2 separate regions of the Homo sapiens genome follow, and region 1 is linked to region 2. A link is an interaction called in ENCODE POLR2A ChIA-PET data of the cell type or tissue named here. Cell type or tissue: A673. All regions are shown on one strand. Each heading gives the region's core, and the rest is flanking DNA. Links, peaks and the distances in the headings are about the cores only. Region 1 has its middle 6.6 kb from the start of LINC02020. Region 2 overlaps DNAJB11 (DnaJ heat shock protein family (Hsp40) member B11).

Region 1 (2,817 bases), core at 315-2,814, 130 kb after region 2:
CAGAAACCAAGGGAGACGATTAGGAGTTGCCCCACTTCCCATCAGTACTACTGACACACTTGTGAAATTTGTGTTTCCCATTTCTATAACTCCCAACTTTATGGGTTTAGAGGTTCTGGTTTTCAGACCAAAAAAAAATGCTTCCACCAGGAAACCCAGGAGGGCTCCCATTAAATGTTAGCTATGGCTGTCAGTGGTCACGTTTGACTCCTTGTGCCAACAGTAAGCAAGGAGAGGAGCCAGCCTCCCGGCTCTATTATAAGGAGGAGATAGAGCTGCCGTTACCCAATGGGAGCAATTTTGGTAATGAATGGAAGTGCAGCAGTCGTGGCTATGAAGCTCAGGCCCCTCAGAGATCAAAGTCTGGTCACTACATCAGGCCAGCCACATGGACCAACAAAGTTACCACCCGTGGACAAGGGGATCTGGAATGGTACTTGAGGAGGAGCTGATGAATGTCATTTGCAACCTCTATATGAGCTGCATGTGGTGAGGCTGTAGTTCCTCCATTTCCTTTTTCTTGTAAGTTTCTCCAAGAGAAATGACCAACCGAGATCCTGGAGGAAATGTTCTCAGAACTTAATCTACAAAGCAAATGGATCCAAGTGGCACAAAGTAGAGGCTGCCATGGAGCCCCTCCAGTGCCCTCTTTAGGGATGAGGCACTAAATCTCCGAATTGTTGATGGCCTCTCTAAGACATGGGGACTCTGGCTGAATCCTTCTTCAAGAATTACCCTCAACCCAAGATAGCAGTTCTTGATCCACCCCAGGATCATGACCTCTTCCTGGAAGCAACCTGGTAAGGAGGGTTATGAATGCCCAGCCCCGCTGCCTCAAGGCAGGACAAATGTAAAAGCCCATTCCGGCTTCGGTGATCCCCTATGACAGAATGAGAACTTTGTTGTGGCTAGAACACAGTTCAAATTCTCCCTCGGCCCAGTGCTATGTCTTTACTTCCTTGCAGGAATTGAACCTGAGAACACCACCCAGTAAACTTCCCCACACAAGTTTTTTATCTCGAATTGTTTTTCCTGAGGACTTGATTTAAAGTAAGTCTTATTCCCTATCCTGTTCCATTTAAGTTCTACACATGTTTCAAAATTATACATTTGACTTAAAATTTACATAGATCAATATGTCCTAAAATTAGGATCTGGGGAAGCATAAGGAAAAATTTAAAAATTGTCTGTGTTAAGGTAAATTTGGGAAATGCTTGGTTAATTAAAAGCAAATTTCTTTACAATGGAACTTCTCAGGTCTTTAAATATACTAATTGGAGAGTAAATCTCCAAGAAGAGTCCCCTATAGTAAACAAATTCTTTCCAAAGTTTTCTGACAATGGATTGAAAATTTTTCTTTCATTCACTTATTTTTGTTGTGTACCTATTAACATCTCCTAGAAGCATTTCCTAGAGGGCACAGTTTGGGAAATACTAGTCCACATTTATAGAACTTAATTATCAAATTGTTTGGCATCTTTAAAAATTAAAATGGTTTTGGAGGATGCCCTTTATACATGTAAGTCACTTATAAAAGCTGTTCAAGGAAATTAGAGCTGATGCCTACATTCACTCTCAACAAATTAATCAGTAACAGACAGAGATATTGAAAAATCAATCCACTAAATTCTCTGAACTGCCTCAAAATTGGAGTCATTATTTTGAAAAGCTAGCCCCACCAGGACTTTAACTGTAAGAGAATATAAAGATGTCCCCTGAGAATAATTATACTGAGCCAGTTGAGGGGCTTCATTCATTAATTCATGAAGACTCCATGTATCCTTGGCCCCCAGGTGCCCTTTAGTAAAAGAAACTCCAACAGGCTTCTTCCTACATCAGTTGCTGTGGCTCTTGCCAAGTGAATTGAGTGGCACCATCCTGATGACCTCACCCCAAATGATGAGCCCATGAATTGACTAAATATAAGAAAGGCTAAACACCATGCCCTAGCAGGTTGGCATGAATCTCTTCCCAGTTGAGGCACTTCATTTGGATGGTGGCCACCTCATTCACTCAAATTCTCTATTTTAGGAAGTATAAATGCCAGAGCAGATCTCTCAAGCTGAGGTTGTAACCCAAACAACCTTGAGCGTTCGTTTTAGGGTTTTGTTCTGGTTTCCTATTAAATTTGTTGTACTTCTTTGTCTTAGCAGCACTTGGATCCAGATTAAGCAGGCAGTTAGGGAAATGGCTTTTCTTGTTACCCCACCAGTCCTGTGCATCTTTGTATAAATTCCTTATACCAAAGGATAAGGATATGCTTTGCAAGCATAAAAGAGTGATTTCTATTAACAGTGAAGTTGCAAGAGGCTCTCAGGGGAAGTAAGAACTAGATTAACATCCTTGCTCACCACTGGGTAGAGCAAGGCGAGAATATCTACATCTTAGTGTGAAAAGATAGTAGGTTTACAGCAGAGGAGCAGTTCATTAAGCTCTATATTTTGGTCTCAGGATCCAGGTGAGTTGCCCACCAAGGATGAGGCTTTGAGGCAGTGACAGAGGCCATTTCACAGGTTTTGGAGAAGTGTCCAGGTAAGGGTAAGTAGGCTGCTTCTCATGGCTCAATGTGAAGTCTGTTGGGCAAGGAATTGACTCTGGTCCGAGATCACACTGCTCCAGCTGGATAAGGAAACTTTGACTCCTTTCAGGATGCACTATTTCCTGGTGATTTTTCTTCTTGCAGAGAGTTGCAGAACAAGATCAGAAACTGATTAACTTCAGAACTTCAGTGGAAGCTGAGTTCCTTGATGCAACAAATGTCTACAGCCAATGTTACAGCCCTAATTGTCATAAACAAAGATTGTAAAAACTAGAGTG
Region 2 (2,817 bases), core at 198-2,697:
AAAAGAAAGAACAGGCATTTCACAAGAGAGGAAACAAATATGGCCAATAAACACAGGAAGAGATGCTGATCCTAATTGGTAATTTAAAAAATGTAAAACAAGACCATAATGAGATATTTTATACCCATTTGATGAGCAAAAATTAAGAAGTCTAATAATTCCAAGTATTAGTGAGGCAGTGAATCTATAGGATCTCATAAATTGCATGTAGAAGCATCAGTACAATCAATTTCAAAAGCAATACAGTATTAACTTGTAAAAATGAACATTGGTTCATATTACCCAGCAATTCTACTCTCAAGCATATCCACCCAAGAGATATTCTTGTTCATCTGAACCTGGAAATATGGATTAAAATGTTCATAAAAGCGCTGTTTGGAATTGAATAAAACTGGAAGAAACAAAAATGCCTATTAATAAATTATGGTCACAATATAGCAATAAGCAACAAGGGTGAATCCTAGTAACATAATAGTGAGTGAAAATAACCAGTCCCAGAAAATAATGAATAAAATACCATTTCTAAAAAATCAAAAACAATATAATAAACAATATATTATTCAGGTATTCATATATACATGATAAAGTAAGAATGGCAAAAGAACAATAAAGACATAACTCAATACAGTAGTTACCTTTGAAGGGAGGCAGGGTAATGGAACAGGGAAGTAGCATGTAGGTAGATTAAGTCATGGTAATGTTTTACTTAGTTCTTAAGCTGGGTGATAAAACAATGACATCAGTGTATCATGAACCAAGCATTATAATTAATTCAATTTTGTGCATTTGATCACTCTCTCTTACCCTCAAAAAGACAGAGAAGGTACATATAAACCTCTTATTTTTAGTCAAAAGTGCAAGTTCTGGGAGTCAATATGAACAGCTATATTGTTTGAACTTACTTCCACAAAATTTCCTGCATATACTTCTTCCAAAGTGACTTCTAGATCTACAATAATATCACTTCCTCTTGGAATATTTCTGTCTTGCTGACGAGGGGTTCCTCCAAACATGAAACCAAAATCCCCAAAGAAGCTAAAGATAAGTGCAAAATCATCAGGAAAAAAAAAAAAATCAAGACTCTATGTTTCACAATTAACTCATTTTCTTTACGTTGATAAACTATTGTTTCTATCAATGCATTGTGCAAAACTACAAGGTATTTTTTAATACAATGGAGTCAACTATCATACATAATTTTAAATTTATATACTATCAACCATGTTGTAACTATACGGTCCCTTACTACAAAAAAATCCACTTTTTAACAAAATATAGCCCATACATATAGTACAGTACATACACACACAGTATGCCAATGAATTCAATGTTGGACCCAACCAATGAAATAATAATCTTTCAATATTGGGAAAAATCTGAATATGGTGGACTTATTGAGAAAGAGTATAGTATACATAAACTTGTGTAATGCTAAATGTAATGGTTAATTTAAGAAATTTTTATCGGTAATTTTAACATATGTAGTGTTCTCTTTACATGCTTTTTAGAAGCTAACTTGTTGAAAGAAGCTACTGCTCTACACAAAAATCTTGAGTATGTAATTAAATAAGCTAAAAAAGCATCAGCCTTAGTAAAATCCTAGTGCTTAAGGAGAAGGAAGTTCTAGCCTCTATAAGACCCAAACTAATTTTTGTAAGTAACAAGAGTAACTTGAGATTAACAAAAAAGGTGACCTTCAATCCTACAGGTGGTTTAATCTAATGTTAATTTTTGGTGTTATTAAGAAGCCTTGTATATTAGCATAGCGAAGATGATAACTATATAACTCCCTCTCCCACCAACCAACTCAGGTGAATGAATTCCCTGAATCTTAAATAAAGGCAAGGGGAAAGAACAGGGTGGGGGCTGGGGAAGCTGTTTCTCTTTCTGGTATTCCCTAGGGATCACTTCAGCCAGCCAAATTGATCCTGGCGGGGGGAAAAGATGTCCTAATCATGTTACTCACACATCTTTACAGACCCTAAAAATCTACTCCCCCACCCCAGGCCCCTCAACCAAGCACTAAATGGTGGTAACTACTATATGCAACAGTGATTCTTACTTCTTTTGGGGAAGGGTTCACAGAACCCTTTGAGAATCTGAAGAAAACAATGAACTCTCCCCATAAAAATGCAGATTCGAACATCTTTTTGTTTATAATTTCAGACCTGAAACCCCAGATTAAAGTCTCTTAGTATATGTAATCATCAGGGAATGTGGAAATTCAAATGCTCAATAAAGAGAGGTTCAAAGAGTGAGGAAGAAAGTGTTTATTATTCCAACCACCCAGCACTCCCAGAAAGCAAGAGATAAAGGTCCTCTACCCTAATTCCTTCCCCTAATGCTGGTTATTATAATCACCCTCACTTGTTGATAGCACGAAAGAGAGGCAGCTCTGGGTATGGGAGCAGGAATTTTTCTATCTCTGCTAACAATAATTTTGCTCATTAAGTGGTTTGCAGATTGCAAGGTAGCAAGTAGGCAAGGATGAACTGATTTCCAACACATGTCCCCGTGAATTGTCTGCACTGATTTAACTGATATGGTTGGCTAGATGGAATGTCCTTTCAGTGCCATCAGTCTTTCCTGAAGCTTTGTGAAAATAGAAGACTATCTTCCCACAGGGAGGACAATAATTGATCTTTGGATCAGCTAAATTGTACTGTTCATCAAAAGTTTCTGAACTAGGGAATGAGAATAATTCTTTAATCGCTAAGTGACCCTCTCTCAGACACTAACACTTTGCAGATGGGTAAATTACTCACTGTGAAAAAATGTCTCCATGGGAGCTCTGATGACCATCTTTTAATCCTTCTT

Evidence for each region. ChIA-PET counts read pairs that join two places held together with the same protein. Peaks named below come from ENCODE experiments on the same cell type or tissue, not always from the same donor. Only the 100,000 strongest peaks of a DNase experiment are listed, where the experiment ranks them.
Region 1: POLR2A ChIA-PET joins it to region 2 with 5 read pairs; 2 of 35 experiments call an interaction of 5 or more read pairs at or near these places.

What each region holds. Positions count from the first base shown.
Region 1 is chr3:186,445,488-186,448,304 of GRCh38, reverse strand. No RefSeq gene overlaps it. Among named protein-coding and RNA genes, the nearest start is that of LINC02020, 6.6 kb to the right of the region's middle. In A673, for the core only: no CTCF peak of the experiment used is centred there; no DNase peak of the experiment used is centred there.
Region 2 is chr3:186,575,886-186,578,702 of GRCh38, reverse strand. It overlaps DNAJB11 (DnaJ heat shock protein family (Hsp40) member B11), which reads right to left. Exons shown (of 10, transcript NM_016306.6): 3 at 2,766-2,817; 4 at 903-1,035. Among named protein-coding and RNA genes, the nearest start is that of DNAJB11, 6.6 kb to the right of the region's middle. In A673, for the core only: no CTCF peak of the experiment used is centred there; no DNase peak of the experiment used is centred there; H3K27ac peaks cover 471 bases.